Linked DNA regions of Mus musculus: all the other regions are linked to region 4. Evidence: chromatin loops called from intact Hi-C (ENCODE). Cell type or tissue: heart. All regions are shown on one strand.

What was found. Hi-C counts contacts between places; a loop is a spot of excess contacts. Peaks named below come from ENCODE experiments on the same cell type or tissue, not always from the same donor. Only the 100,000 strongest peaks of a DNase experiment are listed, where the experiment ranks them.
Region 1: a loop joins it to region 4, with 4 times the contacts of the local background. A loop is called at or near these places in 2 of 42 quality-filtered maps.
Region 2: it touches region 4 in a loop (2.9-fold over the local background); 3 of 42 quality-filtered maps call a loop at or near these places.
Region 3: it touches region 4 in a loop (4-fold over the local background); 3 of 42 quality-filtered maps call a loop at or near these places.
Region 5: it touches region 4 in a loop (3-fold over the local background); 17 of 42 quality-filtered maps call a loop at or near these places.
Region 6: a loop joins it to region 4, with 3 times the contacts of the local background. A loop is called at or near these places in 2 of 42 quality-filtered maps.
Region 7: it touches region 4 in a loop (2.5-fold over the local background); 2 of 42 quality-filtered maps call a loop at or near these places.

Annotation. Positions count from the first base shown.
Region 1 is chr2:104,815,499-104,819,498 of GRCm38, reverse strand. It overlaps Qser1 (glutamine and serine rich 1), which reads left to right and starts at 2,803. Exons shown (of 12, transcript NM_001123327.2): 1 at 2,803-2,899. It overlaps 2310047K21Rik (a long non-coding RNA gene), which reads right to left and starts at 2,577. Exons shown (of 3, transcript XR_003953885.1): 1 at 997-2,577. Gm39898 (a long non-coding RNA gene) reads right to left here and starts at 668. Exons shown (of 2, transcript XR_866613.1): 1 at 629-668; 2 at 293-590. In heart, CTCF peaks have their summits at 2 (motif pointing left) and 2,368; DNase peaks (open chromatin) are centred at 2,488 and 3,408; H3K4me3 peaks cover 3,086 bases; H3K27ac peaks cover 2,992 bases.
Region 2 is chr2:104,118,720-104,122,719 of GRCm38, reverse strand. No RefSeq gene overlaps it. Among named protein-coding and RNA genes, the nearest start is that of A930018P22Rik, 2.0 kb to the left of the region's middle. In heart, CTCF peaks have their summits at 67 and 2,202 (motif pointing right); a DNase peak (open chromatin) is centred at 709; H3K4me3 peaks cover 316 bases; H3K27ac peaks cover 2,845 bases.
Region 3 is chr2:103,795,708-103,799,707 of GRCm38, reverse strand. It overlaps Caprin1 (cell cycle associated protein 1), which reads left to right and starts at 2,068. Exons shown (of 19, transcript NM_016739.3): 1 at 2,068-2,245; 2 at 2,768-2,977. The coding sequence starts at 2,768. In heart, CTCF peaks have their summits at 2,226 and 2,427; DNase peaks (open chromatin) are centred at 2,067, 2,497, 3,227 and 3,737; H3K4me3 peaks cover 2,999 bases; H3K27ac peaks cover 3,207 bases.
Region 4 is chr2:104,492,662-104,496,661 of GRCm38, reverse strand. It overlaps Hipk3 (homeodomain interacting protein kinase 3), which reads left to right and starts at 2,173. Exons shown (of 16, transcript NM_010434.2): 1 at 2,173-2,714. In heart, CTCF peaks have their summits at 2,025, 2,614 and 3,281; DNase peaks (open chromatin) are centred at 2,081, 2,431, 3,081 and 3,561; H3K4me3 peaks cover 2,865 bases; H3K27ac peaks cover 3,652 bases.
Region 5 is chr2:104,588,230-104,592,229 of GRCm38, reverse strand. It overlaps Cstf3 (cleavage stimulation factor, 3' pre-RNA, subunit 3), which reads right to left and starts at 1,746. Exons shown (of 21, transcript NM_145529.3): 1 at 1,528-1,746. The coding sequence starts at 1,554. In heart, a CTCF peak has its summit at 1,776; a DNase peak (open chromatin) is centred at 1,879; H3K4me3 peaks cover 3,025 bases; H3K27ac peaks cover 2,955 bases.
Region 6 is chr2:104,033,012-104,037,011 of GRCm38, reverse strand. It overlaps Fbxo3 (F-box protein 3), which reads right to left. Exons shown (of 11, transcript NM_212433.1): 3 at 3,253-3,416. Among named protein-coding and RNA genes, the nearest start is that of 4931422A03Rik, 6.7 kb to the right of the region's middle. In heart, a CTCF peak has its summit at 1,990 (motif pointing left); DNase peaks (open chromatin) are centred at 1,211 and 1,981.
Region 7 is chr2:104,025,515-104,029,514 of GRCm38, reverse strand. 4931422A03Rik (RIKEN cDNA 4931422A03 gene) reads left to right here and starts at 1,154. Exons shown (of 5, transcript NM_175161.3): 1 at 1,154-1,737; 2 at 2,228-2,293; 3 at 3,303-3,385. The coding sequence starts at 2,292. It overlaps Fbxo3 (F-box protein 3), which reads right to left and starts at 1,716. Exons shown (of 11, transcript NM_212433.1): 1 at 1,549-1,716. The coding sequence starts at 1,652. In heart, CTCF peaks have their summits at 1,620 and 1,820; a DNase peak (open chromatin) is centred at 1,754; H3K4me3 peaks cover 2,151 bases; H3K27ac peaks cover 1,628 bases.

The DNA.
Region 1 (4,000 bases), 320 kb before region 4:
TGGCCTCTCCTGACACCTGCATATACATGGTACCCTGACATGCAGGCAAAACATCCATGCAAGTAAAATAATAAAATAAAAGCCTTATTTTTTTTATTATTTACTTTTGGTTTTTCAAGACAAGGTTTCTCTGTGTAACAGCCCCTGGTTATCCTGAAACTAGCTTTGTAGACCAAGCTGGTCTTGAACTCACAGAGATCTGCTTGCTGGGGTTAAAGGCAAATACCACCACACTCAGACCCAAAAAGCAAATTAAAAAAAAAAACAAAAACCCTCTATTTTGTCATATTTATTTTTAATTATTTTGAAGTGCTGGGGATTCAACCCAGGGCATATGTTAGGTGAGAGTTTTCTCTGAGAGCTACATCATCACCACCACACACACAACTGGATTTCTTATTTAAAAACAAGAAAAGCAACGCTCATTCTAAACTTTTGATCCGGGAACAGGCTTGAACCGGCTTGGTTAGGCTTGAGTTGAAACAGACATGCAAAGCTTGCAGTGGTGGGGCACCTTGAAACAGACATGCAAAGCTTGCAGTGGTGGGGCACCTTGAAACAGACATGCAAAGCTTGCAGTGGTGGGGCACCTTGAAACAGACATGCAAAGCTTGCAGTGGTGGGGCACCCTTCTTAAGATCATTCATTCATTCAGGATGAGTTTAAAAGTCAAGGATACATGGCTTTACAACTTTAAAATATTTGCTTACCTGTATCAGAGTTCCACACTGTGCCCTATAAACATGTATACATATATAAAGTTATTTAGTAATGATATTCATAAGAACCTAACAGTTGAGAAAATACTCGTATTGTTTTTGGGTTAAACAAAACTTTATTCAGGAAGATATATGGAAATAAGAATATTATTTCAAATTACTACAATTTTTCCTTAATGTCTTTTCTCTGATTTCTGTGGTATAAACAAACTGCATACTGTTGTAAAGACTATAAAGGTTTTACTGCCACTTGTTTGGATTTAATCTGTAAACTCACCCTTCAATACTGGTTGTATCTCCAACTAAATTCTATAAAACATTTACAGCATACCACTCCGTTTCCCACACGTTCCACAGAGACAAAAATTTAGTGCTCACAAAAGTACTTATAAATATATTAGCTAGTTGTGAAGACTTGCTTCATTTAGACTCCAGATCACCAGTCTGCTGGAAGTAAATGTTGTAGAGGGAGGAGGATATTTGCCGTACTTCTCAGCTGGATCTGAGATTTGGCAAATTCCTTCCTCAAGGAAAACCACTTTCCAAAGATATCCTAGGTAAATGCTTAATGAGATTAACATAAAACTGGAAAGGTCTACTGCGTCCACACCTTCGAATTCATTTGTAAATTACCACTACTTTCTTTTCTTCCCCACCGGGGGACCAGGCTGCAAGAGTCACAGGTGCAGAAGGTTTTTCACTAAAAACAGCATAGAAACAAAAGAATGAAGGCGCCAGGAGGAAAACATAGTCTCAGAACAAAATCAGTCTCGGAGGGGATGGCAGATCTAATGGCAGGTATTACAGAAGTTTAGATAGTCACCAGAGATAGAGAGTATCAGCTCTATTAGGTCTTCCGTTACGCCTGTCTGATTGGCTTAAACCTTTGTGCTAGTCTTTATCTTGAGAGATCTCTTTGCTAAGCACGTGATAGGTGTTAAGCCAATATTGATTTTTTTTAAAAGGAGAGATAGTCATTAAATCTAAGCTTCACGGTTAGTTTTAACTTTCAACTTATGGATCACAAGCCAAACGATTCATATGATCCCTGAATTTCATTACTCATAAGGAGAAACAGTTCGGGTAGGCACGACCTCAAAGTCATCAAATTACTCACACCACACAGCTTAGAAGTCCGATAAGGCAATGTTTGGGTAGAGTCTTGCAGAGATTAAACATCTTGAGCAGAGAGCCCCAACAAAGTGCATAGTGAGTTCGAATGTATTGTAATTAAAGTCATCCAGATGGTAGTTGGACTAATCAATGATGAGGCGGTATTTATCTTGGGATAGAAGATTCTGAACTCCAGAGTAAGAAAATCCCCAAGGTGGGGGGTGGGGACAGTTAATAAGTGCCCCTGGGAAAGGCCCATTCAGCTAGGGCTGCAAAATTCGTTTGAATTTGAATCAATTTGAATAGAAATCTCCCCCAGGAAGCAGGAACCAGATCCTCTAAGCCCAGCAAACTTTGGGCAGGAAGCGAGTACTGCAAAGCAACAGTCCCTTGTCTGTGGTTTGGGGCGCAGAGAAAGAAATCACAAGCGGGAATCGAGTGTTTGAGTTCCTTCAAAGAACCCGGGAGCGCAGAGTAACGAACTCCAGGCACAGTGCTGGCAAGCCCTCTCCTGTCCGCACCCATGCGGGTGCTCCGGCGCGTAGGCCTTCTCTTCACCGCTAGGGCGTCCACGGAGCAGCCCTCGTCCGGCCCGGCTCCCGAATCCGCAGCCAGCAGCGCGGGGCGCCGAGGGGGGCGGGGCGACGAGCGGGCGGAGGGCGCGGGAGGTGCATCCTGGGAAATCCAACAACATGGGGCGCCCGGGCTGCGGGCGCTGTGGCCGCCTCGCGTCCCGGCCGCAGGCGCCGCCGCTCTCCTGACGTCCGAGCCGAGGCCCGCCCGCCGCAGCCCGGTTCCCCCGCCCAGGCGCCCCCGCCCCCCGGCCGCGCCATGTGAGGGGCAGCTCCCGCCACCGCCTCTTCCTCCCCGCGCCTCCCGCCCGCCCCCGCCGCCTCAGCCCCCGCCATGGACGCGCACTACGCGCCCGCGGGCTTCGCTGAGCCTCCCGCGCCCCCCGCCAGCGCCGCCACGCAGCCCGCTGCCCCCGCCTGGGCCTACGAAGCCCGGGTCCCGGCCGCCGCCTCCAGCCCCAGCTGCAGCGGCAGCAGTCCCAGCCTCAAGGCCAGGTAGAGAGGGTGGGCGCGGGGTCTCACTGGGCCAGGAAAGGCCGCGGATGCGCCGGGGCCTGTGCCCGCCCCTCTCGGGGGCCCAGGCCGGGTGGGGAGCCTTCGAGGCGCCCTTCTTTGCTCCCGGGAGAGGCGGTGGACAACTCCTGGCGGGTGGTCCCGGCTGGGAGGGGGCGCATGGTGCAGGATTCGCTCCTGGGGCGGGTCGGGGCGTGGGGCAGAAAGGGAAGGTTGGGTGGGATGGAGGGGCGCAGTCACCTCTCGGTGCTGGACTCCCACATGGTAAAGTTTAAGCTCCGGGCTGACCTCGGTATCTGGGGAACCGGGACTGACTCCGCGGGGAGGCCTAAAGGGGCGCCGCGGAGTCCTGGGCAGTGACATTCCATTGTATTGGAATCTGGGTGGCCGACAATGTGGTGTTGGGGGCTTCGGCAGTGTGAAGGTGAGGGCGGTGGCAGGGCATGACGAGGAGCGGGGCCGTGTCGCTGACACTGGGGGTCCTGGGATGACTGGGCTGCAAGAGAACCCCCAGGGCGGGACACGAATGCAAAGCAGGGGCTGGGTGACATATGTTTATAGTGATGTAGTGTTCCACGCGTTCAAAGTTGCTTTTGGGTTTCCTCTGCTTTTAACAACGGCAGGAAGTCAAGATTCCCTCTTGGCTTTCAGTGTCTGGGGGTGACTGAGTTTTGGGAAGCGTTGAGGGCTGGTGGTCAAAGAAGGCTCTAGAGGTCGAAGACCCAAAGCATGCTTCTCCGTCTCCACTTCATTGTATAGTGCGGCTCTCCAGCATGGGCAGTAGACCCCAAAATGGGGACTCCTGTTTGCTATTTAAGCTCGCGAGAAATGTGTAGCAGTACTACACTTTGAAATGGTCACATTCGAATGATAACTGGAAGGCGTGGTCTGGCTTTGGGAGCGGGGTACTTTTTAAAAACCGCCTCCCCTAAACAATACTCGATCTAGTAGGTATAGCTTCTGACCCAAGAACAGGGAAATCCTGGCTGGTAATGACTTCATCCTCAGCTACCAACAGGAAGCCTTGTACCTATGTGATCTCACCAGGTTTCTAAACGATTTAAACGACACGAGTGAACTTTT
Region 2 (4,000 bases), 370 kb after region 4:
CCACCCTTCGCTCTAGCTACGCCCCTAGGAGGCGGAGCTCTGGAGAGCAGAGGCCCCGCCCCACGAGTCAGCTTCGGGCAAAGCTATCGTCCTTGACCTCTTTTGGTGCAGCTGCTGCCCTGCACTACCCGCCCCAAAATAGCCCAGGCACACTTTAGTCTCGGGCCCTAGACTCCTCCCAGAAGCCTTCAATTCTTTTCTGCTGCTAATACTGCACACAGAGTTGGCCGAGGCTGAGAGAGAAATTCAGCTTTCTCCTTTTATCAGGGAGTGGAAAATATTTCCTAACAACCAGACCCTTTGTCCTAGCAATCTTGACTCATTATTTAGAAACTGAAAAAAAATGTGTGGCTGACTTCATTCTCTACAGAGGGAGAAAAGGAAATTTTTCTGGTAAATGTAGAGATGCTATGGAATATTCTGGAAATGGGGAAGCAGTCTGAGTTTGTAATGACCCTGAGGCAAACAACTTTTTTTTTTTTTTTTTATGAAATGCAGTTTAATTCTCTTCTGAACACATAAGTTATCAGGAGCTGACAGGCAGCAAAACACCAAAAGGAAATTATGGGGCCCACCTCAAACACCACACCCATCCCTGAGAACTGGATGTTCTGTCCAAGAGACATGTACAGCTCATTTTTATGAACTATGAGCCAGTAACTAAGGAGAAGTCAATTTCCTTCAGGCTGCTTACTCTTTTAATGATCACCTGCAGGAATGAGCAGGGAGGGTTGGAGGTCATGGAAGCGCAGGCTCAGCTCCGTGAGCGAACTTGTGTATACAGATATGTGCTAAATACATGGGGTGGGGCAGCAAAAGATGGAGTCTGATATCCAGACTGCTAGTCTTGGGCAAGCAGTTTGACTTGGAGGAGAGGCTGGTTGTTTGCTTTTGTGTAACCCAAGTTGGATTAGAACTTCCCATGTGGTCGGCCACATAATTCCAGCAATCCTCTTGTCTCTCTTACCTGGCAGGCGTCAGAGACGAGCATCACCATGCCTAGCATGTCGCTGGACATGTACATGTTTTCTCTCTTTTCCTTTTTAAGTTTTATTGTGTGTGGAACCATGAGTGTGTGTGTGTGTGTGCACTCAGATGCCCACAGAGGTCAGGAGGATATGGGTGCCGGAGACTGTATCAGATCAGGGTCTTCTGCAGGAGCACTCAATGCTCGTACCGGACTAACCCATTTCAATAGCACTGTTTAGTTGTTTGTAAAATAGGTCTGAGCCCCTCCTCCACCTCCTGCATCAAAGAGCAAAGGATATTTTATTACTCAAACAAGAGGAACCTGAGCTAAATGATGAAATATAAAGTAGGTGTGCTCAAGAGCAGCTTTCCCGTTAGTGAAATATTTATATATGTCATCATCTGCCCCTCATCTAGTTGCTTGCAGATGGTCGCTGGTGAACATGGGCACATTCTGGCTTGTGAACCAAAGAGGGCATCTTTCCCTCCCGCTGCATGACCTGTTGTTTTCTCTTTCTAACTCCAATACATTGCCCTCAAGTTCCCTTTTGTGTCTTGCTTTTAAAATTCTTTCATCTGTGACATCAAGAACCTGTTTTTATAAGGGACTCTGTGTCCCACCATGGCAAGGCTACGGCTGTCTTCCTGGCCTCTGATCTTCAAGTCCCTCTTCCTGGCAGCAGGCTGGCTCTTTCTGGAGGTTGTTTGTGCCATAATCTAAGGGCCATGCTATTCTAAGAAACACAAAACAGCCTTTTATTACTAATCTGAATTAACCATTGTGCTGGTGTGGACATGAGGGCTGGGGTACTCCCATCTCCTTCTCAGTTCCCAGTATTTCAGAAAAACGTTCTCAAAAATGCAGTCCAGCCTTTATGTTTGTTTTCTAGGTAGATGTATTTGTGGAGGTAGCAAAAAATAAAATAAAATAAAATTATCAAGTTAACAAACTTGAAGTTTGAGAGTGAGGCCAGTGGAGTAGAGTATAAAGGCAGCTGGAAGCCCAGACACCCATGGAAACCTCATCAACTGAAAACAAAAAGTTGTGCTGACTTTGGTTGGCTTTCTCCAGCTAGGCTCCATGCCCCATGGTTTCCAGAAACTCCAAAAATAGCACCACCAGCTGAAGTCTACCCAGCCTAAAGCAAAGCCTGTATGGCAACCTTAACAGAACTGAAAGCTTGAGAATTACATCTGGAAAGTGCGGAGCCCTATAGTGGGGCAGGATGGACAGTGCGGCCGGTGGCCAGCAGGTGCTGCTGCTTGGTGTCCCAGTGACGGTGTGGTGCGATCCCAATCCTTTTCCTTTGCTTCCTTCACCCACAGAGGCTGGAGAAAATAAACTCTGGCTTTCCCCGTTCCTCTTGCAGCTCACATTCATTCTTGTAACACTTTCTGGTTACAAGATCCAGATCCAACCAGAATATACAAACAAGAAGACAGACAGTGGGGAGTCTTATAAGAATGATTTTAATTTCCTAGTAAGGAAAACTAAAACACGGTTTTCCCGTCATCTCTTTCTGCCTTGGATGCAGTGCCGGAAGGTCTATAGTGACTGTGTTTGTGAGGGAAAGACCCAGGAATACCACCAATATAGAGCAGCCCAATCAGTGTTGGGCAACTGAAACACAGCTAGCAGCTGCTTATTTCTGGATCATGTGCAGCAACAAAACAATCAGATCTGATTGCACTCTCTCTGAAGTTGGGTTGTCTGTAGTTTGTAGCTGAATACTGGAGAAAGGCGCAGTTTCAAGAACAACAGATTTATTTTGTTTCACTAGTCCTCGAATAGCTTCACTTGGCTGACAGACACTCTGGAGGAAAACATGCCCTGTTCTTTACGTTTTTTGTTGTGGGAGTTTTCATTAATAGTTTCCAAAGACTGATATGATGGATGTGATTTCCCAAAAGGTAACAGAAGTTTCTGTTATTAGAAGGGAGGGACCAGAAACCAAGTGACAAGGAGTCAAACCTCCCGTGGCAGCAGGTCCCTTCAGCATAACCAACGATGCCCAGACTTGCTGCTCACAGCCTCCTATAGCACAGGGCTTTGTTCCCATCAGCTACGCCTTTTCACCAGTAACTGTCTCAGCCAAGTCGCTTTGGTTGCAACAGATAGAAACTTGGTCAAATAAGTTAAAAACTCAGAACATGGGAGAAGGGACTAGTAAGGGGAGGACTTATATAATCCCAGGGCAGAGCTGCTTAAACCCAATAGCCTAGCCTGGGAAGTAGGTACCATCTGTGATCTATATCTGTAATCTGCAAATACTTGATGGATTTAGGTATAGGCAATACTATTCATATGGAAAACTGAGAAGAATTCCATGGGCTAGCATGCTTACAGTACTGCCGGGCACAAAAGAAGCCCTAGGGTTGTAGCTGAGATTTATGGCATAGGCCTGAAACAAAAGCTTACTCAAGAGGCCAAGACTGGAAGAGCAAAGTTTCAAGGTCTGCCTAGGCAGTATGACAAAAACCTATCTCAAAATAAAACAGGTCTGGAGTTGTAGCTTATTGTGAATGCCTTGGCAGTGTACAAGAGCACAAGGCCCCAGGTTCAATCCCTCATACAGTGGGAGTAGAGGTCTCAGACAGGCACTGCACTCCCTGCTGAAAGGTCATTCATTAATCACCAGTTATTACTGGGTTCATACTAGTAGAGTTTACAAATTACAACTCAAAACTCCAAGTGTGGCCCAACAGGAGTCACTACCAGCCACCACAGCCACATAAAGGTTTCCTGACAGCCAGATTAGCTGGGATTTAAGGAGTCAAGAATAGCAAGGCCAAGAAGAGCAATGTCCCCACCCACCCACCAGGGTGCTAATAATCACAGAGGCTGAATACCCACTCCATAGACTAGGAAGCCTGAGCTCCCTCCCAATCATCCCCTGCAGCACATAAGCTGGCCTTCCCCTTTGCCAGGGGCTCTGGACCTACCCAGTAGCTGGGGGAAAAGTGATATTCTTGTTTCTAACAGGTCATTGTAGGCACTCATCCAGAAAGTAAGGCATTCAATATGGTCATT
Region 3 (4,000 bases), 700 kb after region 4:
ACTGAATCTGACCCTGGTTACCATCTTTCACTGCTCTACAGTTACAATGTACAATGAATCCGCCTGCCTGCATTGCTTCTGCTTCACTGTACTACAGTGGGCTGGCTCATTCCCACAGTCTGTTCCTTGGTCTCTCGGCTTCTGGTTTTATTTTAGCCTCTCATCTCTAGTACACATTTCTTGACAACTCTTTATACAGCAGTAAGGGTGGTTTTAAAAATTTACTTTTTGGCTTTCTGAGACTGGGTTTCTCTGTGTAATAGCCCTGGCTGTCCTGGAACTCTCTGGGTAGACCAGGCTGGCCTCAAACTCAGAGATCCACCTGCCTCCCCAGTGCTGGGATTAAAGGCCTGCACTGCCATGACAGTAAGAGTGATTTAAACCACATTTGATGAAATTAACATTCCCTATGTCACTCAGCAAATATCGAAGCCAGGCCCCTTTATGGCTTTCTTTTTTATTTTTGGTTTTTCGAGACAGGGTTTCTCTGTGCAGCCCTGGCTGTCCTGGAACTTACTCTGTAGACCAGGTTGGCCTTGAATTCAGAATATCTGCCTGCCTCTGCCTCCCAAGTGCTGGGATTAAAGGTGTGCGCCACCACTGCCCGGCTTATGGCTTTCTTTCTTACTCTTTCTAGCCACTGTGAAACACATTAAGGTTTTGCCATATTCTCCTATGTCACTCTTGTTCAGTCTGGAACTTACTAGGTAGACTAGGCTAGTCTAGTAGTCTTGAGCTTAAGAGGCCTGCCTGTCTCTGCCTCTCCAGTGCTTGGATTAAAGGCAGGAGCACTAACCAAGCTCCTCTCAGATCTTGCTCAATGGTGTTTCTTTTACTAGAAAGGTCCTCCTCTAAGCTCTCTTTGCTTCCTCCAGTCCTGGCTCAGAAGTACCCAGGAAGGTTTTCATTCCCCATCACCTTTTTTTCTTCCTTTGGTTTGTTATTTTTGTGCATACCTCCCAATACAAACACTGTGAAAAAAAAAAAGCTGTTTTGTTCACCATCTCTAGCACTGCAGATTTCCTAGCATGCCATAAGGTGCTCGATAAATACTTAAAAGCACAGATTACAGACTTTACAGTTAAGTGGAGTGAGTATCTCAAGGCCACGGGGTGCTGCTGTTTCTCCAGGCTCCCTCAGGATATACTGGTGCCAGCCAGTGTTAGTCATTTTAATTCTTTGATAGAACCCTCTTCTAAATTTCCTTTTCATGGATTTTAAATTATAAATTGGTCATTTACTGCTCTCATACATCATGTTGCTGAATTTTCCACGGATCATATTCCTTTTAGTACCTTTCTCTAGATCACTCATTTTTTCCTTTTACTCGTTATCCACCCTCTTTGACCACCCCCCCGCCCCCCAAATAATTCTCCTGGACAAAAAAGTGCCCCCCTCGCACCCCCTCCCGGCATCTTGCATAGTCTTTAAAGTTTTGGGTAAAATCTTAAACAAATCGGGTAAAGATAAGTAATTCCTGATAGGGCGTACTTATCTATCTCAGGGTAGGAGAAGACGGGTTTTTAACATGACTGGGGTAATTAAGGAGATCAAAAAGCCATGAAGGATGTTCATTCTCCATGCCTAGGTTATTGTATAATTATTATGTGGCAAGTTGCCTTTTCTCAGACCTTTTAGGGTGAGTTTGCATGCTCTCCATACAGAAGGAATTCTAGAAGCTGGGATTGCACCACCCACCCCACGCACCCCTTACTTGCAGAAACCTTTGCCCCTCCAACCCCCACTCCCACCAAATAAGGGCTCTACAAGGGGCAGTCCTCAGCTCCAGAGCCTGAGGCTTGACACCCATTGTCCCCGTTAGGATGTCAAGAGATTTCGCCTGAAGGACCCCAGCTTAGGTTTCACTCAAAACTCAAGGATCTGGGATAACGGTCTCCGTGAGGGTACTTTCCAGATATGCAAAGGGACAGGAACCTGGCGCCGAGGACACGGCCCGACGGGAGGCGCGGTCCGGTGACCTTTTTTCGACAGGCATTCCAGTCGGGCAGCCTCACCGGCTTGAAGGCCCTCGCTCCCTATTGCTCCCGCCCCCCCTCGTTGCAGAGCGCTGGCTGGCTAAGTCCCTCCCGCGCCGGCTCTTGTCCCACTAGGAGCAGCTCAGAGCCGCGGGGACAGGGCGAAGCGGCCTGCGCCCACGGAGCGCACGTCTCTGTTCTCAACGCAGCACCACCCTTGCCCCCCTCGGCTGCCCACTCCAGACGTCCAGCGGCTCCGCGCGCGCACGGTGAGCGCCATCCCGGATCAAAGGCGCCGAAGGGGAAGAAGGCCGCTGTACCTGGGTGTCCTTTTTACCTTCGGAGCGGTCCGAGCGGCTGGGAGGGCTCGCTCAGGGCCTCCCCACCCCCACCCCCAACCCGGTCACTCCAAGTGCCCTTCTCCACCCCTGGCCCTGACCTTTGTCCCTCTCGTTCTCGCAAGGCAACGGGTGCCACTTGCCCCGATGGGGACCGTTGCCCTGGCGGTTGACGGCGGCCGTGCCAGGCCCCGCCCCCGGCGCGAGCTTGGTGCCCCGGGGAGGGGGGAGGGGCGGGCGGCCCGGCGCCCCGCTGGCGGGTCGCGCGCGTGCCCGTGGGCCCCTTCCTGCCGGCGGCGCGCGCCGCCCCCTCCCCCCACCGCGCGCGCGCGTAGCCGCCTGCCCGCCCGCCCGCTGCGCGTTTTGTCCCGCGTCTCTCCCCGTCCGTCTCCTGACTTGCTGGTCTTGTCCTTCCCTCCCGCTTTTTTCCTCTCCTCTCTTCTCGGTCTAAAGATGCCCTCGGCCACCAGCCACAGCGGAAGCGGCAGCAAATCGTCGGGACCGCCGCCGCCGTCCGGTTCCTCCGGGAGTGAGGCGGCGGCCGGGGCAGCTGCGCCGGCTTCTCAGCATCCGGCAACCGGCACCGGCGCCGTCCAGACCGAGGCCATGAAGCAGATTCTCGGCGTAATCGACAAGAAACTTCGGAACCTGGAGAAGAAAAAGGTGCGAGGAGTTAGTGGAGAGGGAGGGCTCGTGGCTCCAGCCCTACACCGGTCCCGGCGGTGGATGGTGCTCCTTGCCCAGAAAACGGGCGCCTCGGGGAGGTGCCTGTCACCTGACCCCAACGCGGCGCTGCCTCTAGGCCTCGGTTACTCACATCAGGCTGAGCGGGGCCTTTCCGCCTGGTGACCGGTTGCTTGGGTGGTGGGCCCGTTGCTGGGTATGCTCCCAAACTGAGGCCTGACTTTTGAAGGAGGCCAAGGGGAAGAAACAGTGTGCCCGGCCCGATTGCTCGTGGAGTTGAGCGGTCCATGCCTTGTAACTGTGGCGTTTGCCTTTGGTACCTAGGCTGGGGGCTGGTGGAATGGCTCTCTTCCCAAGAAAAGATATGTGTCTAGACCTGAACTAGGGTTGCAGTCCCGTCAAGTCCTAGTTAAGCGGGCCTTTGCTTGGGTACCCCCGCCCCCTTCCGATGGGCTCCCTACGTTTCCCCCTTTGTTTCGATTGTCTGGGTGCTTGGAACCTCACGCCCAGCCTAGTCACGAGGTAGTTTTTAAATGAGTGTTTTTTGTTGTTGTTTTTTGCCATGACCTTTTCTTTTTAATTTATTATTTTTTACCGCTTCAGCATTCTAAAGGGTCAGGGAGATTTCCTTGATCTTTCGGAGGTGGATCTAGTTTAGACTGGAGACTGCCTCTGGGTCTCTGGGCACATGGAGTGTCTAACATGGCGGCGGCTGCGGGAGAGGGAAGCGCTGTACAGGAGCTGCATTGTGAGCACAAAGCGAAAGCAGAGGGGGAGGGCAGAGACCAGGCAGCAGCCCCGCCTAGCCCCCCCTCCCAAAAAGTCGAGCCACACCCACACTGTTTTGGCTTTAATATTTAGCCATTCTGGACCATACTGTTAGATTACTTAAACCGGCTTTTTTGTTTTATGCGTTTAGTGTAGGACCGTATACCAACACAGTTTAGAGGAAGAGTCTGGGTAGAAGTAAATTTCTACCCTGATTAAGAAAAGTAGTGGAAA
Region 4 (4,000 bases):
TTTGAACTCACCGTGTAGCCCAGACTGTTTTGAACTAGAGGTTTTCTTGCTTCAGGCTCCTGAGTCACAGGCCTGTGTCTCTCTGTCAGAAGTAGCCTGTATTTAAACATATTTGAAACTACGAGAGGATGATTAGTCTTTCCTCACTCCGGGAGGAAGTCAGTCTGTATTCTGAGATGGCTTGGCACTCACTATGAAGCCCATGGTCCTGGACTCTGCAAGATCGTCCTAGCTCAGGCTCTGGAGTACTAGGGACCAGGAGTGAGCCACTACACCCCATTTAGAACCATCCTTCTAAAAATATGAACTTAACAACCAAAGGCCACTTCATGGTTTTGAAAGACCATCTGTATGTTCCAGCTCAGAACGGATTTGGGGGGGGAAGAGACGAAGTGGATTAGGTTAGGACACAATAGGTTCCCTAAGGAGGGGGTCTATTTATCTAGCAAGCTTTACTGGGAAGGTTTAAGTTAGGTACTATATTTAGTCACTGGCAAGGCAAGGGTTAAAAGAAAGGTGACAGAAATCCTTCCTGGAATTCATAGGAAGGGGGTGGGGTGGAGTGAACTACTCAGCAGAAGGGGGGTGGGGAGCTCACTTCCAGCCTCTTCATAAATGTAGCAAAATGAGGAAAGTCTTCCATTAGGAGGCTAGAGATATGCTTGCAAAAGATATGCTTGCTTGTGAAAAGTAAATTCTAATGGAGAGAGTTCTCTATTAGTGTAGATTTCTATCTCTCTCTCTCTCTCTCTTTTTTTTAGCAATAATTTGTGTTTGGTTTTCAGATTATTGCCTTAAAAGAAATCCAATGTAAATGCTAAAGAATAAAGAATGGCTCCGACATTGCCCTCCTTTTGGATGTAGAGGGTAATCTCGAGCCTCTTCCGGTTCTGTCCATCTACCCGGCGCTGGCAATAGAGACTTGCATCACTGTGGCCATCTCATGCATACACCTTTTCTAAAAATCAGTCATTAGCTTTTCTACTTTAGTCTTCACTGTACTCCTATCTTGAAGAAAACACTGGTCACTGGAAAAAGGATTATCAGTGGCCTCGAGGGGATACCCTTTCCCCCTTTAAAGACATTCTACACAGTCCTAGTTTGAAAGGCAATAGGTAAAGGACTAGTATCTACCCAGCGAGTTGACCCTCCCTTTAGCCCCAGCTGCTGCAATGGAGAATATGTGTGGAGAAATAACATCGGCAAGCTCAGTCCTTCTAGTAAAGGAAGAAAGCAAAGGACATCTCCATTATAGAGACAGAGGTGCTTGCGTTGCGGAAACGTTAAATATTAGTTTAGAACCCAGACGAAACAGGTGGCAAAATAGGTTTACTGAATGATGGGTTGCTTCGAAGATAGATGCTTTCTGGAGAGATAGATGGAGGGGAGAGGGGTGGAGACTAAAGCTTTGCTCTTTAACCTTGCTCACGTCATCGAAACTTGTCTAAACCCTTGTCTTAGCATAAGAGTTTGGACTATGCATCAGTAAGATTCTTTCATCTCAAATTCCATGGTTCTATGGTTACGTGGGTGGAAATGGACCATTCTGTCGATTTCCTAGTTTCCAGGAGCGAAGAAACTAGCTTGGGTGTGGAACTAACTCGATGGAGAATTATCAACGTAGAGGTGGGCAGCTTCTCAACCACTGTGGTGGTGCACTTGGAAAACTTCCAAGAGAGTCCGTCCCTCATTCTTTGACGTGGTGTGACAAGTCTCCTGCTGTTTTGGAATGGGGGAGCGAGAAGGACCTATTTTAGGCTTAGATTATTCATTCTCTTTCTGCGTTTTTAGACTCCTAAGATGCCAAGAAACAGATTCTAAAGGGGTGGGAAGAGAATTAGGATGGGGTAACCTGGAAAGGCCTGTGGAATCCTGCTTCCGCATCTGAACCCCTTTGGGTATTAGGATTGTCCCTTAAATGTGTATTTTTGGGCCCGGAGTCAGGTTCAGAACTGCAGAGGAGGGCTGACGGAAGCCGTTCCTCTTGGAGGGGATGGCGTGAGAGCTCAGGGTTGGATCCGCGCGGGCCGCCTGGCGGGCTGCGAGCGTCAAGGGCGCGGCTGCAGGCGGACCCTGGGGAGGGGCTTCGCGGAGGCGCCGCGGCCCTACCCGAGCGGGGCCGCCCGGGCTCGGCGCTCAGAGCGGCCGAGCGGGCGGTGGCGCTGCGGAGGCGGCGGCCGAGGCCGGCGGGCGCGCGGAGGAGGGGCCCGATATCGGGGCGGCCTGCCGCAGCTGCCCGGGTGACGACTGCCGGCAGCGCGGCGCCCCGAGGAGTCCGAGCCGCAGGCCCCGGGCGACGCGGCCTCGCAAGCAGCCCTCGTCCTCGTCTCAACTCCGGGGAAATGGGCCCTCAGCACCGCGGGCCCTGCATCCCTTGTTGCCCGTAGGCCCCGGTGGCCCGCCGGCTTGTCACTGCCCCTCTCCCCAGTCGAGCGGTCCCCACCCCAGGTCCCCGGGAAGGAAGATGAGGGAGACGGGCCCGGCGATCGGCAGCCAGAGAAGCAGCAGCAGCGGTCGGGGGAGGGTGTTTCGCCGTTTCCTCTCAGCCGCCAGGACAAGATGGCAGCGGCCGCCGAGAGGGGCTGAGCCCCGGCTGGGTGGCGCCGCCTGCTGAAGCGCTTGGCTCCGGGTCCCCGCACGGCCCCCGCGACCCACCCCGGACATGCTCAGGGCTGCGGCCGCCCGAAGCGGGGAGAGCGCGGGCCTCTAGGAAGGTAAGGAAGCCAGGCAAGGGCGGGTAGCTCGGCGCCGTCGCGGGGCCTCGGGGGCCGGGGGAACCCTCGGAGCGACGGCTCTCCGTTCCCGCCCGGTTGTCCAGTGCGGCCGGCCCGGGCGGTTCCCGAAGGCCGGCGCCAAGCCAGGCCCGAGGAGGCCGTACGCGGGGACTGCGCGTGCTTTCCGCGCGCGCTTGGCGCAGCCTCCGGGAAGCCGCCCTGGCCGCGCCGGGCTGTCCGGGCCTTCCCCCAAGCCTAGGTTGCGCAACGGCTCTTCCCAGCAACCGAAGTTTTGTTTGGTCCCACGGGGGCCCCCCGTTTCGGCTCGGCGGCTCTAGGCCGTCACTACGGAGACCTCGTTCCTTTCATTGATGGGAGCGAAGACCAACGTGCACGCACGCCGCCGCCGGAGCGCCCAGCCCCGTGGCTGCGCCGCGGAGGCTTGGTGGCCCTGTCACCGGCGTCGCGGGGCGGCGGGTTTGGAGGGTGTCAACTCTGGAGACGTGCGTGCGTGTGATTGTTGGGGAGGAGAAATGTGATCCGAGGCTTCGCGTCCCCAGCGGCGGCGGGAGGAAGGCGTGGCGGCCGCGCGGCGGGGCTGTTGCCGGCTTCTCTCGTTACGGCGGCGGCGGCCCTCTTCCCTTCGCGCTGTGGGGAGACCAGCGGAAAGGACTCGGGACCAGAATGTCTGTTTTCCTGTCTGGGGGGAGACGGCTGTTGTAAAATGGTATGTGGATCTTGGGGGAAGCCTGTTGTTTCCCAGTCTTATCTGTGCTGGAGGAATTGCGCTGAAGGGTGTGTGCGTAAATTACCTTGGACCTGTTACAGAGTAGTCACAACATGTTCGGTCCTTGAACCGTGTTTTCACAACCTCTGGCTGGCCTGCTGCTGGCGAATTTGTTTTTCCACCTGTCAGTTCGCAGCTTATAAGGAGCTTCTATTAGCAGCAGCAGCAGCCGGTCCCCCCCCCCCCTCCCCGGCCCCCCTTAGGTTTCAGATTATGGCCCAGTTTACAGGGAAACTCATGGTTTTACGGGTCTACTTTGTTTTGGTTATCTCTCTGGTACACAGGGCTGGAAAAGTTAGCTGGAAAACCAGTCTTCGTTTCTATGTACCTCCGAGTTGTTTGGAGATCTGTTTTTTATTTTTCTATTTTAGGTCTCCCCCCCCCCCCCCCCCGTAAACTACAGCCTCTCAAATGGGGGTACTAAAAACAGTTTAACTTAATTTTCAGATTTTAATTGCCTGGTGTTTGAAAAATTTTTAAAGATTTTTTTCTTTCTGAT
Region 5 (4,000 bases), 96 kb before region 4:
CCAGCCAGGCCTACATAGGGGCAACTGTCAAAATAAAAGGGGTTTGGAGAATGGAGGTTTATAAAGTCTCATCACAGTTCTCATAGAAAACATCACACACTGTGTTACTAAGGCTTTTAACTCAGTGGTTGATTGCTTCCCTGCATGCATAAGGCCCGGGGTTCAACCTCTAGCTGGGGTGGAGCAGGATGACCCACAACAAAAACTAAAACCCGCATAGTTCTAAAACAAAAGCATGGCAAATTTTTGTCTTTACAAATTTATATAAAACAGTGAATTTCAGACACATCCAATGAAACCTCAACACCACTCCTTCACTTTCAGAAAATAAAAATGCCAGCCCGGTAAGAGTAGAGTAAAATAAACAGTTTTAGAAAAATAGTTCAAAGACACTGCATTCGTGGGCACCCTGACTTTAGATAAAATGCAAAAGCACTGCCAAGACTTGGAATTAAATTGGTCCTCAAGCGTTTCAGTCACCAAAGTAATTAAGTTCTAATTTGCCTACACTTCATTAACATACAGTCCTATTTTACCTCATCTGTCAACCTCCAATAATTTCTATTTTATTAGCTGGGGATTTGGGAAAAAGAAAAGAAATAAAAATACAAGCGTATTTCATTGCTATAGCAATAAGAAATTTAGGACTTTGTTTTCTTTTAAAACTAAATATACGTGGATCAAGATCAAAACACACACCTTTCAAAAACTCAGTTTTGTTTTTTACAGTAAAAGCCAAACACTAGCCTACAAAATTTAGGATATAAAAGAGCAAAAGAACCAAACATGGAGATGGACGCCTGGAGGCCAAGGAAGCAATCCTGTCAGAAGGTCCTGCCTAGTCAGGGCTACACTGTGAAAACCTATCCAAAACAAACAAACAGCCAAACAGCAAAAGGGTGAGATCTCCTATCTAAAAGTCCCATTTGTAAAATACTTATGTATCATTCATATCTAACCATCCAAACAGATGGTGCCTACAGTGACTAAAGCACATTTCGAGTTTTCAGTTTACCAAATTCTGCAATGTTTGCGTGGTCGTAAAAGCAAAAATAAAGTGTTCCTAAACGAGAGGGGAAGAAAGCGAATCCACAAAATTCCCCCAAAGCTCGGAAGAGCCGTGGCTCTTTTTACCTTCGCTCTCTCGGGGGCCGAATTTTCCAGACTGATTTCGTTATTTCTGGGGACAGAGGACTGGGGGGCAGACGAGGAAAACACTGCCAGCGCAGATACACGTTAGAACAATCTGGGACTACCGGAACACTAAAGTGGTATGAAATACACCGTCCCGACCGAAGAAACTGCAATGGCCAGGGCGAAGCGACGTCTCTGCCATTGTCTAAGTCCCATACTTATTCGTACGAACGCCACAGAGAAGCCCAAACCTGGGAGACTTCGGGGGATGCGCTCCCGATCCCCGGGCTCACTAGCTCTTCAGGGCCCTTGCTCACGCGAACGGGGTGCTCGCACCCACAGGGCTAGAGAGAGAAGAGGTCGCCACGAGGCCCCACCGCTCCCGTTCCTCACCTGCTCCGCGGCTGCGTCTCCTGACATGGCCTCGGGGGACTACAACGTACGCACCAGCCGGCAAAGGGAAGCTAGAAAAGGAAAATTAAACTAAAGGCAAACCCCACCAAAACCAGGAACACTACCCCTGTCCCTCAGAGCCAAAGCCGCCGCCAAATCCGCTGCCGCCGCCGCCGCCGCCGCCGCCCACTCAGATTTGAATTAAAATGGCTGCGCCCCAGCCGGCAGAGGGGGTGTGAGGCGCTTCCGTATTCACTTCCGGGACAGTGGGCGGGGCTGAGGCTTAACTCCCGGATTATTGGAGGTGCACAAGCGCAGAGCGCTCCCAGAGGGCGGGCTCAGTGCGTGAGCTAACGTCACGCCCGGAACTGATGACGCCGCTGTCCAGATTTCCGAGGCCGGCCGGAAAGATCCACCCGATTGGCCTGGGAGCTCCCGCGCTTCTTGGAATTTCACGACTGAGTTGCAGAGCCGAGCTCCTCCCTGCTGAAGCCTGACTGCCAATCCGCTCTGTACAGGCAAACTGACCATTTTAGGGAATAGCGTTGAGAGTTAGTGAATACCTCTCGTGTTTCGGGAATAAGGAGTCTACTAACGCGTTCTGTACGTTTTCTTTTCTTGGGGAGGAGAGGAACACATCAAGTCTGTTTTTTGTTTTTTTGTTTTTTTGTTTTTTTGTTTTTTGTTTTTTTTTTTTTACTTTTGCTGTCACCGTTCACTATTAGACCGGGGATTTTAGTTTAGCGTCTCACCACGATCTCTTATCTGCAAAATTGCGTTGATAGTGGCGAAGGAATGTTGCTTTGCATCCAGACTTCTCACCTACTATAGAGGAGTAGACTGGGCAATTTGCATTATCTGCGTCTCTGTTTCCTTGCCTAAAGATAGGAATAGCAACAGCAGCTAAGATTTAACTTAAAAGGTAAAAGCTCTTATTTGGCTTACGAGTAACCAGGAGGTTATTGAGCGGTGGTGGCACAAGTCTTTAATCACAGTACTCGGGAGACAGAGGCTGGATGGATCTCTGAGGGCAGCCTGGTGTGTAGAGCCCACGGACGAGGGCCATACAATGAGATGCATATATCTTTTTAAGCAAATAGATGCATGAATCAAATGTACATATATTGAGTCACTGCAACATTTGATAATGGAGTCTGAATATTTCAGAAGTCTCCCTCAATGGGGCGTTACTCTTTTAAACTGTTGCTGATGTGACTGACTTAGAAAAATATCCACAATGAGCCAGGATGGTTCAAAGAGTGGAGGTGCTTGCCGTGATGGCCAAAAAACTTGAGTTTGATCCTGGCATCCAATGAGTTGACAGGATAGAACCGACTCCAGGAAGTTATTCCTTGACCTCCACACATGCACTATGGCTTGCAAACTCCTGCACTTACAAACACACAGGCACTCACAAGATAAATATATAAATCTAAAAATAGCCACAAAATTAAGCCAGAAATATAAAATAGCTTATGTGTATATATGTGTGCATGTGTGTGTGCACGCCTATGCGTGCGTGTATTCATCAAAACATTTAAAGAGGTTATTGTTAATGTCACAGATGCAAGGAGAAAGACCACCAACCCAAATCATGATCAAGTTAATTAAAGCAAGACTTTTTTTTTTTTTTTTTTTTTTCATGCACACAGGCTGTCTCTAAGGTCTGGGTCCAAGAGATCAGCCTTGGATGTGGGGAAGATACAGGTGTTTATAGTTCAAGAGTAGAGAGTTGTCAAATGGAAGATTTTGCAGGCAAATAAGAGAGGCTACGAAGCAGAACATAACAAGCTGGTCATAACCTGAAACAAAGTCATGGCTGCCAGGTGATAATAACAAGGTGGTCAAAAGAAGGTGATCATAACAGCAGGTGAGCACAATACACTTCTGAAACAAAGGTGCGGTTGCCAGGTGATCAGAACTAACCCCTGAAACAAAGGTGCGGTTGCCAGGTGATCAGAACTACCCCCTGAAACAAAGGTGCGGTTGCCATTTCCTGGAATAGGCCATATAAAACCATTAGTAGTTAAAATAATAGGTGAGGCATAGCCCAATCCGTGAGAAACAAAGATCCAATCTTAAACAGGAATGGCTTGTCTTTATTATAAGATGGCTTTCAAGTCTAAAATGGAGGCAGGCTGGTTTATGCTATCTCTAGGTTTTATGTTACATGTTGGGGGTGTTGTCTTTTTGTTGTTTCGGTTTTTGATTTTTTTTTTCTTGTTGTTGTTTTGTTTTTGTTTTGAGACAGAGTTCAACCTATGTAGTCCATGCTGGCCTCAAGCTCACTGAGATCTATTTATTTGCCTCTGCTTCATGAGTGCTGGGACTAAAGGCATGTGCCTCCACCACCCATCAGGTTTTGTCTATTTTAATTTTCTTTTTACATTTATTATTTGTTTTTGTGTGTTCAGCCAACCTATGGGAATCTGATCTCTCCTTTCAATGTAAATGCCTCTAGGATGAAACTCAG
Region 6 (4,000 bases), 460 kb after region 4:
TAGGCACACACACTAACATGTACATATACGTACTCTGCATACACATATAAAAGAAAAGGTAAAAAATAAAGAGTTTGATAGAAAAGAAACCAAGCTGAATAAAAGCCAGGAGGAGTATGGTAGATAAGGAAAGAGGCTAACATTTGTATGCTATGTGCTACATGTTAGACTACTTAATATGTAAGATTAAGAAGTAAAAACACCCCTAGCTAACAGAAAGATATAAGGGAATATATATTTACATTTCAGTAAAATTAAGATTAGAAGAGACAATATATTATAGTAAGCCAGACTGGTCCTTACCTTAGCCCTACTACTTACTGTGGAGAGTGAACTCACACTCACTCACTCACTCACTCACTCACTCACACTCACTCTCTCTCCCTCCCTCCCTCCCTCAATATGTGTATTTGTGTGTGTGTGTGTGATTGCATCTGTCTGACCTTGTTCTCCAAAACAATGAGCTAATGCCGCCCACTAGCGAGAGCTGTGGAAGGAGGGAAATGTCATGTGCATATTTATTTATAAAGTGCCTTACTGCTTTCAGTAAATACTCACCTACTCTCTTCTCCCCTCAGCTACTCAGAGAGGAAGCTGTGACGATTTATCAGAAGCCAAGACTGGGTTTATCTCTGCTGCTTACTAATTATTAAACTCTCTTTGTATCTTTTCTTTGATGTGAAGTGAAGGTACTAGTAATTAATCAGGGTTTGGTAAATAATAGCTGAGAGGCTAAATCCTTCTTATTGGAACCCAGCCACTCCCTTTTCCACTCCCTTTTGTTTCTGTATTGTCTAAGGCTGTTCCCCAGAAACAACAGACTAACTAACAGCAGAGTTAAACACAGGTCTCTGTCACAGAAACTATGGGTCAGTTCTACCAACTCTAAAATATTTACAGTCTGCTCCTTTAAAGGATTACTAAACTCCCAGCTCAATTCTAAGCCAATATACAAGGAAAATATGATTTGAAAATACACAATTAACCTCAGGATGCTCCATGACCCTTACCCCAAGTCTACCACCTATCTGCTGCTAACTTCCTCTTGAACCTGACACCTACATAACCTTAAAGCTGAATGAGGACTGTGGCCCGAGTCAGCAGCCAGGTTCCTAACTTAGTGTAGAACTCAGAGCCTGAAATTCCCAGCATCCCCAGCACTGTAGATGTTCCCAGTTAACCCGATTCCAAAACTCCTGGCAAGCCTGAGAACTGGCACCTAGGACTAGAGCAGACGTGGCCAAGAAATCTGACAGCTAGATGTACAACAGGCACAGGAACTAGGAATGCCAAAGGACGAAAGAACAAGGAGGTATGAGTCTGTCGGAAAGAACAACCATACTGCACTCTCACACTCTAAATGCCCTCATGCGGAAAAGAGAGACCTTAGATATTCTAAACAAAATGGGCTCAGTCCTCTCCCTGTAACCACAACTGAAGTAAAGATTATACTTTCAAAGTAAGTCAATTCCTGAATTTACCTTTTACCTTTTGATGGCAAATTTGGTCTTTTATGCCCTAAACTAGTACTATTTCCACAAAAAGACAATAATGATCTTCCTTACAGGATTTTTGGAAAGTGTGTCTAATGAGTGTCTACCTTTGTATTTAGTAACAGTTATTATAAACTATTACCTATCTGACTTATCACCACTGAAGACTTCTGTTCAGATGATCTCTGTCCTCTTGAGGCAGCTACCCCCAGGCTAGGGGAGTGTCACTACTCAGGTCTTCTTAGAGGGTAAGCTGTCGTGATATTAATGGGGGACTCCAGGGTCCCACCCTACTCCATCTACTAAAACCATTTATTCTGCCTTCTAATAAACACATCATGGTTTTTCTGAAAGTGACATTTTCATGAGACATTACAGTGGGAATCTGAAGAGAAGGGAATGCTATTTCAGAAAGATGGGTTCTAATGAGTCAGGAAGAACACATTCCAACGCTAGCTTCCCAAAACCAGAGCATGTGCATGGCGCCACCTAGTGAGTAAGTCTGGAAACTTCAGGTGGGAAGCAGATGAGCAGTAATAGTGCATCCTCATGGGTATTAACAAATCACACTGAAATACCTTATTAATATTTCTAGCCATAATTAGGCAATATAGTAGAGCATTGATCCTGGGGTCAGATCAGCCTCAGTTGAAACCTTAGTTTCACTACTTTGTAAACACCAAACAAAAAGGTTTTCTCACTCTTTTAGTTATCTTACATGCCTAATGACCCAACATTTGACAGGCACAAACAGGAAAGGGTACTGATACAAGTTTTCAATTAAGAAATAATCTTGGGGGCTGGTGAGATGGCTCAGTGGGTAAGAGCACCCGACTGCTCTTCCAAAGGTCCGGAGTTCAAATCCCAGCAACCACATGGTGGCTCACAACCATCCGTAACGAGATCTGACTCCCTCTTCTGGAGTGTCTGAAGACAGCTACAGTGTACTTACATATAATGAATAAATAAATCTTTAAAAAAAAAAAAGAAATAATCTTGGGCTGGAGGAATGGCTCGGTGAATAAAGCACTTGTCACATAAGCATGAGGGCTGGAGTTTGGATCCCAGGAAGCACATATGAGCTGAGCGTGGGACGCAACCAACTTGTAACCCAGCATCTGGGAGGCCGAGACGGGATACCTGGGGAAACTGGCTACTGCACTAGCCCAGTCAGCGAGCTCAGGACGAAACCCAACTCAGTACACAGAGCAGAGGACAGTCCAGGAAGACATGTAACGTCCTCTGACTTCCACACATGAATGTACATCCATGTGTACCTGTGTACACACATGCATACCACAAAAATATACACATGACAATAAGAATAACAATCATTTTTAGGACTGGTGGTATAGTTCCATTGTTGAATACTTGCCTAAAATGCATGAGACCTTGGGCTCAATCCTCATCATTGCAAAAAATAAAAATAAATCATAATGGTTATTCTCAAACAATCTTAGCATCATATATATATATATATATATATATATATAATATATGTGTGTATGTGTGAGAGAGAGTGTGTGTAAAATAAATATAATGATGAAGTAGTTCAGCTTTTTATTTTAATAACCATATAGATTCCAAGACCAATCAAAAAATCTCTAACAATATCAGCATTACACTTGCTTGGCTAGTAAAGTGTGAATGGTGACCTGGAAGAGGTTGGGTCAGTCAGATACACAGGAGATCTGAAGTTATTTAAACTACTCCTTCTTGACTAACTAAAATGTGGACGGGGGACTCTGTGTGCCAGTACCTTTCAGAGATAAAACCATCCGAGGACACCTGGGCTCCAAGTACTTCTTGAGGTCACGCCAGGCCTTTTTAATGGCGGCGTAATGGTCGATGTACCTCCCCACGTCTGAGTAGGTCTCTATGAAGAGGGATCTCCAGCACTGACTCTTCCCGGCTTTTTCTTCCCTAGGTTTAAAAAACAAGATTAAAAAATCTTTTGAAATGATATTAACATTTTTTTTTCTCTTTTCCTTTGTTTGAGATAGGGTCATATGTAGTACAGGCTGGCCTTCGACTATCGATGTAGGTAAGGATAGCTTTGAATTTCAGATCCACATGCCTCTAGCTGTCAAATGGTAGAATTAAAAATGTGTACCACAAACCTGGCTTAGCATGTAGTTTTGATATTAACCAACACACTTTATTGGGAGTTTATGGTAACTCTGCCTTTTTATTTTCTTAACTTATTTTTTTGGCTACAAAGAGAACTAGATAGCAAGAAATGATACATTTTAAAAAATGAATAGTTACTACTGTCATGGTAGGGTCACTTATTTTCTCACTTTCTGCCTAATTTTTTCAAGTTTCCCAGTTCTTAACAAAATATATGAATAGTATATCAGTACAAAGTAAGTTTCAACTTACTTCTAAAAAGGTATCAGTTGGAAACAAACCTTTTGAAACAGAGTACGTAGCTCTGGCTGGCATGAACTATGATCCCTGTCTCTTTACCTCCCAAGTGCTGAGGTTACAGGTGTGTGTGACTGAAC
Region 7 (4,000 bases), 470 kb after region 4:
TACATTTAACTGGCACATGGCAGACATTCAACAAAACAAAACAAACAAACCTGAGCAGATGAATACAAAAATAAATATCTTTACACTCTAGCAATGCACACTTTATTACTACAAACTCTAGTTGGAGAAGATAGTGGGAGAGTAAGGTTGCTAAACTGAGGAGAGTGAAGTATTCCGGACAGGGAACTGAGCATACACAACCATGTGCGAGTGTTGTGCCATCTGATGGGCTGAGAAAATATGATAGTGGAGGAGAGGCCTGAAAGGCCTTAGATAATAAGCTATTGGGTAAGGGCCTTAAATACTGCAGAAGTTCAGGGTCCAGTGTTGTAAACAGGGATGTCATGGGCTTTTAAGAAAAATGACAGCCAGATTGGTCTTTAGAAGGTAACTCTGGCAGCAAGCAAGCAAAGAAAGAAGGCTATCTAAATAAGAAGTTATAGCAATAAACTATTTCAGATGAAATACATTTGAGCTGGCCAACCTTTCCTACAGAAAAACTTTCTGTGTGTTAGTACAGGCTGAGTAGGGGGAAGTGTGTTTTTTGGAAAGACAAATGTCTTAGCAGGTACGAGTGGAGGCCATAACAGAAAACCCAGGAAATATCTCTGCCACCACTTAGCTACCTGTAACTCCAAGAAATCTGTACCTCTTAAAGGCCCCTAAAAACAGAGGACATAGATGCCCAGATTCCAGTAATGAAGCAAAAACCAAAAGTGTGTCTTCCCCATGTGAGAGGGCCATTTTGCAGCCTCCACAAATATATACGGAAGCACAAGAAACCCAGGCTATGCGGTCAAGAATGTAAACAATCCTGACACAGGGGGTGAGGGTGACAAGAAAGGGGCACACGGCAGGACCATTTGTCCCTCCACGCTAAAACAGTCCTGGTTTCTGAAAGAATTCTCGCATGCCCGGTGTTTATTTTTGGAGTAAATGCTGGTCATCTGGGAAACCCTAAGGTAACTGCAGTCACCTGTAAGGCCTCACCGGAAGTCGGTGACAAAACCCAAAATCCAACCACCCACCATAAAAAGGGAAACTGACAGCCAAAAAAGTCGCCGACACAAGACAAAGTGTATGCTGCCCGCGATCACGATGGCATCAGAGTCAGAAGGTCGCAGGCCTTCTCGCGCGCGTTCTACCTGCCCACGAGGGCTCTGGTCATCAGGGACCCCAGGCGCGACAGGGATGCGCGTGGGCCGAGACAGTGGCCTTTCCACAGCGCTAGACCAGGCCCCAAAGGGCCAGCGAGGGTCCGCGGGGTGCAGGACCAGGGAGCCACCTCTCTCTTCCGCAACCCGGCCTAGCCGAGGCTTGAGGGAGAGGGCGCTAAGTTCCCGGGGACCTAGGCCTGGGCAGGGGTAAGACCTGGATGCCCAGACCGCTCCCCCGAGTCTCCTTCAGCCCCCCGGGGCGCTATGCGGGATAACGGCCGCCTTGCAGTCACCCTGCTGCGGAGGGAGCCCACGTCCAGCCAGCGACCCCGGGCCTCCTTCCCTGCCTCCTTCCACGTTCCCACCCCTGCCGAGAGCACCGCCCCATTACTTGATTAGGTCCCTGTAGTCCACGAAGGATAAGATGAGCAGCAGAGGGTCGGTGGGCAGCGACTCCAGGGTCAGCAGCCCCGTCTCGGCCTCTACGGCAGCCATCTTGCCCGGCCCGCTGCAGCCTTGGCACCACCCCGGCCCCGCCCCCGCCCCCGCCGCCCGAACCGCTCGGCGGCCGCTAGCACAGGTTAGTTATGTAACTGTCACCCGGCCCCAGCCCCGCCCCCGGGATGCCCCGCCCACCCCGCGGTCAGCCCTGCGGGGGCGCTGCTGTCCCTGCCAGTCTGTTTCTGAGTCTTTGGTCTCTTCTTCCACGCATTTTATATCTCGTATCCTCAAAGCCTCTCCCTAAATCTTACACTAACCCTACCTGGCCTTTGGGTCCCAAACCCATTGCTTCATTTCCAATCCATGGTCTCTGTTGCCAGCCTCGGACTCCCATTGCCACTCACCCCCACCTGCACTCGGAATTGCTGCTCTGAGCCCTGTCCACTTAGCAAGGAAGGAATGATGGGGAAAGAGACACAGGGGAAGGCATTCCAACTTTGAAATGATAGGGAGGTTATAATTCTTCCATGGCCCACAAGGCAAAAAACTGTCCTTCAAAAAAACCGAAAATGACCTCTGGATAAATTCCTTGTCCAACAAATGTTAATTGCCCAAGCCCTTACCACCAGGCTTCTAAACCTACTGGTCCCAGAGAAAGTTTCTTCCAACTACTTAAGTGTAAGAAATAATCAAATGTGAGTATTTTCCACCAAGTGCTATAAAACTTGTGTTTAGGACAAGGAATTTGATTCTTTTTAACCTTCTGAGCACACCCTCTTGATAAACATAAATTTGTCTTGTCTAGACACAATAGTTGGAGTGGTGGTCTCTTTCTTTTCTGAACCGGCCTGCAGGTCTGTCTGCAAGGGAGAGAGTGGGGATGGAGGGGCAAGAGATTCGAAGAATGGAAACAAGACAGGGTATATAAGCACAAGCTGGGGAGTCCAGGATGTGTCTGAGAAAAACAGGATATTATTATAGTGTGTTCAGCTGTGGTGGGCTGCTTGCAAAAACATCATGCTAGGAAAACAAGTCTCTCATCAGGGTGGAAAAGTACCAACCTGTAAGTAAATAGCCCGCGATGGCTGCAGAGATGGTAGTAGTTTCTGCTAAGAGTCAGCTCCCAACAATTTTCAACCTCAAACTTTCTTTCTTTCTTCCTTCCTTTCTTCCTTTCTTTCTTTCTTTCTTTCTTTCTTTCTTTCTTCTTTCCTTCTTTTTAAAGATTTGTTTATTATATGTAAGTACACTGTAGCTGTCTTCAGACACATCAGAAGAAGGCATCCAATCTCATTACAGATGGTTGTGAGCCACCATGTGGTTGCTGGGATTTGAACTCTGGAAGAGCAGTCAGTGCTTTTAACCGCTGAGCCATCTCTCCAGCCCTCAAATTTATTTCTAACATCAAGACAGAGGAGGGTATGATATAGCCTGCCCTTCTGACGAGTTTCTCTCAACTACTTTAACTTGGTTGACATGGCAAATTCTCAGCCTACAAGTAAAAAGTAAGGAAATTGAATTCTTTACATTTTATTTTATAAATTTGGATTTAGTACCCCAAGCATGGGGGCTGAAGTGAATGAGACCACTGTAGGACGGGAAGGTGCAATTCTTCAGCTTTGTAAAGATGCTATGGAGGGTGGGTGTGGAACAGGTATGATGGGTGGTGAACAAGGAGTAAATTCTTTTCTGTTTGTTTCACAGGGGTTGTGTGGTGAGAGAGGCTTGGGAAATCCAAAAGACGTCACAGGTCAGTCACTTACGTGGCTTGACTGTTCCATGTTCCAGTAAGTCCTTCTGGCATTAATTCACAATTCCTATCTTACCACGGACAAGATCTTGGCCCTGAAGCCTGGAGAGTACTGACAGGAACACAGTACTGGCTCTGCTCTTTAGAATGTGGAAGGGTCACTCCATAACGTTTGGTTGGGGAGGAGACAAACCCAAGTAGCCCTAGAGAGCACTCTAGGCTGTGTCAAACTGACAGTTAATGCTAACTAGAACTCTGAACAAAATACTAAAATTTTAAATGAACACAAGATCACACAGTTCCATACTGAAACTTGGGGCCAAAAGGAGGGAAATATACCTCTAAATGCATGCTTTTATTCATTTTTTAATCCTTAATTCCCCCTTCCTTAAGAGGCCTAGAAGTTCTTGTTTGGAGGTGGGGCAGGAACTGACTGAGAACAAGTTCTAAAGAATCCTTCTAAAATGATAGCCTACAGGTGTCCTCTCTCCATCTATAAAAACACCGTCTTTTAGGAGCCACGAGTACTTTCTGGTATTTATTACATCTTCCTTTTTCCAACCTAAGAGCCCTTCTTAGTGGGACAAGAAAGCTGGGAGCTACGGTTGGCTTGAGAGAGTATGAGGTAAGGCAGTGCTGTCAAGTGTGCTAT